Regions from separate parts of the Mus musculus genome. Here regions 2 and 3 are each linked to region 1. Evidence: chromatin loops called from intact Hi-C (ENCODE). Cell type or tissue: gastrocnemius. All regions are shown on one strand.

Region 1 (2,500 bases):
AGTGGAGCAAAATAGTCCTTTCTACTGTGGGAAGGGTGAACATGCATGTTTGTGTGGGTATCATATATGTGTGGAGGCCACAACCTCAGATGTTGTTCCTCAGGAGTCGTCCACCTTAGTTCTCCTAATAGAATACTCTTTATTTGTTCTTTGACAATGCCATACATGTAAATGATGTATTTTGAGCCTACCTATTTACTGCCCACTCCTAGTTTCTCAGGCACTGTCCATTCATACCCTTTTACCACCACCCTCTTCCTCCCTCCTTCCTTTTTTCATCTTTCCTTTCATTTTTGAGCCCGTTTTATAACCCACTGGATCCAGTGCCGCCAGCCCAGCTGGGACCCTGGCAGATCTTGTCACCTTGGTCTTCTGCATGTCCTCGGCTGCTATGAGTTCAAGTGTGCAGCAGCCATGTGAGAAAATCAGCATCTCACAAGACTCCTGCTCCTCTCCAGCTCTCACATTCTTTCTGCTCTCTCTTCCACAAGGTTCTCTGACCCCTGAGGTTGGGGAAGAAGGTCACCTTGTGCTTTTGAGGCACAGTCTCTTACTGGGACCTGGGGATCAATGACTAGACCAGCAAGTCCCAGAGACCTGCCTCTCTCCACCTCACCAGTGCTGGGGTGACAACCATGTGTTCAGCTTCTTTACATTCTGGGATCCAACTCAAGGATACATTCCAAGACCCAATGTGGAATCCTGAAGCCAAGGACAGTGAGTGCCAAGTCTGTATGTACAAGGACAGTGCCAAGGCAGCGTGTGTGTATGTGTGTGTGTGTGTGTGTGTGTGTGTGTGTGTGTTTCTCCACCCCCACCCCGTGTGTGTAGCATACACCTTTATAAAGTTAACATAAATTACACATATGATTGTCAGTAGCAGCCAATAGTAACATAGACCTGATCTGACAGCATATAGCTGTGACTGTATTTAAGACTTATGAACCGTTTACTTCTAGTGCTTTTCAATTAATACTTCCAAATTGCCATTGACCTTCGGTAATGAAAGTGGTAGAAACTAAAGTCACAGGCACGGGGATTACTTAATGCAGAAGAGACGAAAACGAGAAGGTCTGACCCTCTGTGCTCCCAACGTGCAAGGACTTACCGCTTTTCCCCCTTAGGCCTCCACTTGCCTCCACTGTCAAAGTAGATGCTTCATGCCTCCCAGAATAGAGCTGCAAGTCTGGGTAGAAGTAGGCGGGGTCTTCTAGAATCTGCACAGGACTGCTGGGGCTGTAGCAGATGGGAGGAGGAGCTGGCAGAAAGAGAATGATGTGTGTGTTAGTGCCAATCACGTGCCCCCTTCCTGTGTGACTCATGCCCCCCACATGGCAACTTGTAGTGTGACTCTGCCTATTTCATTCATAAAATTCCAAAGCTACTTCCCAGAACTGTCACAAATCCAGCCACCCACCATGCTGACCCACAAGCTTCCAACAGCCACTGAGGGGAGGCGCAAAACTGTCACCCAGGGACAGCACCCACAGTCTTCTTCTGTGGAGCTCTGAGAGGCGTGAGGTTTGCAATGGTCAAGGTAGAGGGCAGAAACACAGGAATGGAGCAGGCCAGAAAAAGAAAAGTGAGAAGAACAGCTGTCTCTCCAAAAATATAGGATAGAAGAAGGGGTGGCCACTTTGCCGGGCCATGTGTCAGCAAGAGAATGTCCCAGGCTGAGACACAGTGTGCTCTGGCTCCCTGAGAGGCTTCTGAGTCTCACGTTGCAGTAGAACCAGTGACCTGGGCCTGGGCCTTAGCCAAGTTCATGGCCACTCAAGCTCCCTTCTCTGCTACACACACGTGCACGCGAGAGTGCGCACACACACACACACACACACACACACACACACACACACACACACTAGTGCACTTCTTTTTCAAGTTACACTTGAGGCTACTCTTAGACCCACAGCCACCAACCATGAGACCCCACTTCAGGGACACTGACAGCACATTTGTCAATTGTGGGAACTCCGGCCGATCCAGCCACGTTCCCTTCCTGTTCTGTCTGATATACCTCTGTGTGGATGCCAAGATTAAAGCTCTGCTTTTTGTTGTTGTTGTTCTCAATTTACTCTGGAGAGTCTTGTTATTATTTATTAAGACCCTTGCCTTAAAGATAATTCCATTTGAAAATAAAAGAACAATTTTCAGAAATGGCTTCAAACCAGGCATCTGAAATTTCTTCCTAAGTTTTGCACAAGACCAGAGCTACTAGCATCTCATGACACCAAGGGCCAAAGATAGGACTATCGCCCCTCTCCCTGAGTCATTGTGCCTCAGGTGAGATACCATTTGTATGTGCTCACCATATCGTAGGCACGTCTGACCCATAAAGATAAAATTATGATTTCCACTGCTGAAATGCTTACCTTGTAAGTTTCAAATAAAATAATTCTAATTGGGACTCTCACTTTAGAGATGATTACACACCAAACATGAAAGACATATTGTACCAAGATCAGCCTAAAACTACACTCCTAAGGCAGCATGCACTAGC
Region 2 (2,500 bases), 66 kb after region 1:
GAGAGAGAGAGAGAGAGAGAGAGAGAGAGAGAGAGAGAGAGCTGTGTTATAGTGAGAGCTTACAGACCTTCAGAGAAAAGGAAAGGAGAAAAATAGCTAGCAGTTCTTAACTGCCCAGTGTTGGGTCTTCTACAAGTGCATTTACTTCTTTGTCCCAGTAAGATAAGGCTCTGGCCTTATTTCCATCGAGAACAGGGAAAATGAGTCAAAAGAAGTCCACATGGCCAGGACCAGGCCAAGCCTGTACCATAAGTGAGGCCAGGGCAAATAGCCTGTAACCCCAGCAACTTCGGAAGCTGACACAGGAGGATCCTATCTGGGTTACAGTAAATTTGAAACAAGTTTGGGCAAATTAATGATACCATCACAAAATAAAAAATAGCCCCAGCTCCCAGAAGGATGAGGCAGAAGGCTCTCTGTGAATCTGAGGCAAATCTGTGGTACTTAGTAAACTTCAGGGTAAGCAGTGTTACATAGCAAAATCTTGTTTGAAAAATAAAATAATAATTTTAGAAAGCTGGTATTGATGTCATTCAAGATTGTTGCAAGTGCTTGTAAAAGAGGGAGTCCTATGTCAAGAGGTGAAAAGTCTCACTCTCGGTATTCCCGTGGTAGTGGCTCAGCTCTTTTTCCAAAATCAATTCATTAGATAATCTCTGTGATAATTGAAATGCTTTTATCAAACCTTCCTAAGGTTCCCAAGATAGTAAGATCTCTGTGAGTCAGTCAGTGATAGTGTAACTCAGAGACAGAGTGGCAGGGAGAACTCTATGGTGTTTGGTGTTTGGAGTCACAGGGTGCGCACGCGCGCACACACACACATACACACACTCACACCTCCTCCCGTGCCTATTTCCTTAGAAGAACTTGCATGAACAGGCTCTAGGATGTGTTTGCTCATTTCTGCCCGAGAGCAGCAGCACAGCCGTTGTTTATGAGAGGTACCTGCGTGTTGGGGCAGGGATCCTGGGCCCCTTTGTCTCCTGCTACGTGCCTGAGAAAGAAGGAAAGCATTCAAGCCAGCTAAAGAACAAACCAAGGCTTGCCACAGAGCCTCTGTCCTTCTGTACCCCAGATCTATAAGGGTTGACTCAAACACAAAACCAGTGGTCAAAAGGTACAGAGGATGGAGGATGCCAGCCCAACACAGGCCGCTTCTAGCTACCTCATCAGTTAACGCACAACTTGTGAGCGGCACCTAAACCCAGCCCCGCTCGCTCACAGACCCCTGTCCACACCTCATGCTCAGAGTTGAATCATCCAGCTAGGGCCTGCTACCCTTTCAGGTGAGGACCAAGGGCGTCCCTCCCCCAACCCAAATCAGCGTCTCCTGACCTTACTCCAATACCTCCAGGGATGTCCTCCAAAGTCACCTGAACACAATGTCCCTAGGTGGGAATTTACTTAATGAAAACGTGCTTACCTGAGAAAAGGTTCTGGTGCCCAGGCGTAGGAAAAAAACCCACTAAGTTCTAACAGCAGTGACAGCGACTCACAACTAAGTCAGCTAGTTTTAAAAGGTGACTTCATTCCTGGTGCCGTGGAGTTTAAAAAGAGCAGCGAGTGCTCCCTGACTGAGCCAAGTCTGCCTCATCCGTGATGACTCCATCCAGAGCCACAAGCATTGCCCAGACACGCTCAGCCCTCACAAGGTGGAGCTCTGGAATCCCAGGGCTCTGTTGTTTTGGATCCTCTCAAGGTCCTGAAGCACCAATCAGTCGCCTCTGCTGCTCAAAGGGAAGAAAGCCAGGCACAGTAAGTAATCTTTGAGCCAGGTCATTATCTCCCAAGAATCCAACTCTAAAAAAACCAGCACTCTAGGGAAAGAAAACAGGTAGTTAGCCACGTGAGAGGCGAACATCCCTAGGAAAATGGTGGGGAGGGGAAGGTGGGTGAGAAGTTTGGAACAATTGTCTCGCTAAGGAGTTCTCAGAAAGGTCACTCGTGAGCTGGTGACTGAACTTCGCAGAGGGAAAGTATTCATGTAAGCAAAGAGGCCTGTCTAAGGAAGGCGACTGGGTTTCATTTTCTAACATTCACCCAACTGTGTGGGGGCTCATCTGCCATATTGGCAAATCAGTCCTAAGCACGTCCATGTTCTACCAGAAAGACTGGGAAAGGACATTTACATAAGGAGGTTTTGGTTTTGTGTATTAAACAGAGGGTGCAGCCATCGGGTTTCTAACATGGGAGTCACATCAGTTACTCAGTGGTCCAGGAACCACCTCTCCATGACAACTCCATGTTCTAGTTGGGGTGCTGAGTAGTGATGGCTGTACCCCCCTCTTGAAAGTAGAACAGAGGGTTGAGCTAAGCAGCTGCCTGCCCTTCACCCATCCCTCTATGTCATGGGAATTTAAGGAGAATCTAGGTCACTGGACATGGATTCAATTTCTTGCTGAGCTATTCTGAGCCTTTGGGATCTCTCAGTGCCAAGTTTCACTGCAGAAAAAATAAAACAAGAAAATATCCCTGTCTAATCAAATATTGTATTAGAATC
Region 3 (2,500 bases), 58 kb after region 1:
GTTGGAGGGGAAAAAGTAAGTTACCATCCAAAACAGCCCTATAAGGTCCTTAAATAATTTTGAATTCTCTAATCGTTGCATACTTTAGCAATCGCGACTGAATATAACGGAGTGGTTTAAACTACAGCCATTTGTGTCTAGCAGCTCTGGAGGATGAGGAATACTAGAGAAAGGTGCCAACTGATTGGTTACATGTCACAAAGAAGGCCCTTTGCCACTCACTCCCTGTGTCTCACAAGGTGGAGAGAGACAGGAAGCCTCCATCTCTCTTCCTTTTCTTGCAAGAACCCTCATTATCATGAGCATCCCACCCATGACCTCATATGAATCTATCCCCTCCCCAAGGCCCCACCTTTAAATTCAACCACCAGGAGGGCTAGATCTTTGCCAAAGGACTTTGAATTTGGAGAGAACCAAGCATTCAACTTGAGTCTACTCATTTTTAAAAAATTAAATTAAAGTAATTTTTAAATTACTTTTAAATTTTAATTTAATCTCTCAATTACAGGTGAAATGTTTTTTATTTTCTTTTTCCATTTCCATGTATTAATATGGTGTTCATGTGTGCATATGTATGTTCACATGTGTGTAGGTGCAAGTGCCCTTGTGTGTACCTGCGCATGGAGGTCAATGGTGGTCAGAAGAAAGTCTCTCCACCTAACCCAGAGCTTGCAAATGTGGCTCGCCTCTCTAGCCAGCTTGCTCTGAAGATCCCTGAATCCATCAGAGGCTGCAATCACAAACAGGCTGCCACAACACTCATCATTTTCTGTGTGTTCTGGTCCTCATGCTTGCACAGCCAGCTCTCTAAACACTAAGCGATCTCCCCTGTCTCCTAATTTTAGTAATATAATTTATTTACTCTACATAGTCAAGATAGTACTATTATATGCTGTTAATATAAGACATTGTTGGGCTGGAGAGATGGCTCAGAGGTTAAGAGCACTGTCTGCTCTTCCAGAGGTCATGAGTTCAATTGCCAGCAACCATATGGTGGCTCACAACCACCTGTAATGAGGACTAGTGCCCTCTCCTGGCTTGCAGGCATAAATGCAGGCAATACCATGTACTTAATAAATAAATACCGTGTACTTAATAAATAAATGAATCTTTAAAAACAAAACAACTTATCATATTAAAAAAGGCATTGTTAATATAAATGCCTTATGTTTTCACATCTCATTTTTCACAGCCCCCTGTACATTTTCACGTCACAGTGGACTGAATTATAATAGCTACACAAAGCCAATATTCAAAATTAAGGGAAAAATGAACACTCTCACCCCGCCCTTTCCTGCTGAGGAGACCTCTGAGAAGTCTAGATTCTTGCAGTCAGAACAGGACTTTGGAGACGAATCCCAGACTTCCCCCAGCACTGGGAAGTTCCGTACTCCAGCTCATGCACTGAGTGCTGATTTAATGCATGGCTTTAATTGGCTACGCATGGCACAAGTTCTATCCACACGAAGGAAGCCCACCTCTCTGCTCACTTTCTTCATTCAATCACATGGTGGCTTGATCATTCTGTTTCTCCTGCTCCCATCATCCCTCGGGCCCTGCCAACCATAGGGCCACATACATTCGAAAAATGGATTTATTCCTATAATCACTGTACTGACCGGTTTTGTGTATCAACTTGACACAAGCTGAACCTACCACAGAGAAAGGAGCCTCCCTTGAGGAAATACCTCCACAAGATCCAGCTGTAAGTTATGGTCTCAATTAGTGATCAAGGTGAGAGGGCCCATTGTGGGTGGTGCCATCCCTGGACTGGTAGTCTTGGATTCTATAAGAGAGCAGGCTGAGCAAGCCAGGGGAAGCAAGCCAGTAAAGAACATCCCTCCATGGCTTCTGCATCAGCTCCTGCTTCCTGACCTGCTTGAGTTCCAGTCCTGACTTCCTTGGTGATGAACAGCAGTATGGAAGTGTAAGCTGAATAAACCCTTTCCATCCCAACTGCTTCTTGGTCATGGTGTTGGTACAGGAATAGAAACCCTGAGTAAGACTGTCACCCAGTGCTGAAAATCTCACCCAATCAGAGGTAAGCCAAGAATATAGAGACAGGATCAGTCAGGATGAAGAAGACATCAGGAGAGACGCGCAGAGTGGAGCAGAGAGGGAAACAGCTACCCACAGTAGAGGTCTAGCCCCTTCAGGGAGGAGTCTTTGGTGGAGAGTAAACCCACTAGGTGAGCTCTTCAACCTCCTTTGAGACCAGGCTTCCAGCCACGTTGTTAGAACAAAGCGGCTCTCCAAATAAAGAATCTACCGTACCTTCTGATGCCAGTCACAGTGTGGGAATACCCCATTGTCAATTTTTGGTGTGATTTCTCAGGGTCATGGCTAGGATAGGCTCTTTATATCCTCTTATGTGGAAGGAGCTAAGCAGCTCGACCTCGGTGAATAAAAGGCCTGTCCCAGAACTGCACATGTACATAGTGTGAGCACAGTTTGCCCCACTTCTTAGTGCTTATTTGAGTTTAGTTTCACATCAACACAA

The links. A loop is a pair of places that touch in the nucleus more often than their neighbours do. Peaks named below come from ENCODE experiments on the same cell type or tissue, not always from the same donor. Only the 100,000 strongest peaks of a DNase experiment are listed, where the experiment ranks them.
Region 2: it touches region 1 in a loop (3-fold over the local background); 2 of 42 quality-filtered maps call a loop at or near these places.
Region 3: a loop joins it to region 1, with 3 times the contacts of the local background. A loop is called at or near these places in 5 of 42 quality-filtered maps.

The regions. Positions count from the first base shown.
Region 1 is chr9:14,595,343-14,597,842 of GRCm38, forward strand. It overlaps Amotl1 (angiomotin-like 1), which reads right to left. Exons shown (of 13, transcript NM_001081395.1): 2 at 1,109-1,258. Among named protein-coding and RNA genes, the nearest start is that of Amotl1, 18 kb to the right of the region's middle. In gastrocnemius, no CTCF peak of the experiment used is centred here; a DNase peak (open chromatin) is centred at 1,300; H3K4me3 peaks cover 763 bases; H3K27ac peaks cover 2,500 bases.
Region 2 is chr9:14,661,446-14,663,945 of GRCm38, forward strand. It overlaps Gm7607 (predicted gene 7607), which reads left to right and starts at 1,577. Exons shown (of 2, transcript NR_152172.1): 1 at 1,577-1,755. It also overlaps a transcript of Amotl1 not described here. In gastrocnemius, no CTCF peak of the experiment used is centred here; no DNase peak of the experiment used is centred here; H3K4me3 peaks cover 2,500 bases; H3K27ac peaks cover 2,500 bases.
Region 3 is chr9:14,653,185-14,655,684 of GRCm38, forward strand. It overlaps a transcript of Amotl1 not described here. Among named protein-coding and RNA genes, the nearest start is that of Gm7607, 8.6 kb to the right of the region's middle. In gastrocnemius, a CTCF peak has its summit at 1,022 (motif pointing left); no DNase peak of the experiment used is centred here; H3K27ac peaks cover 2,140 bases.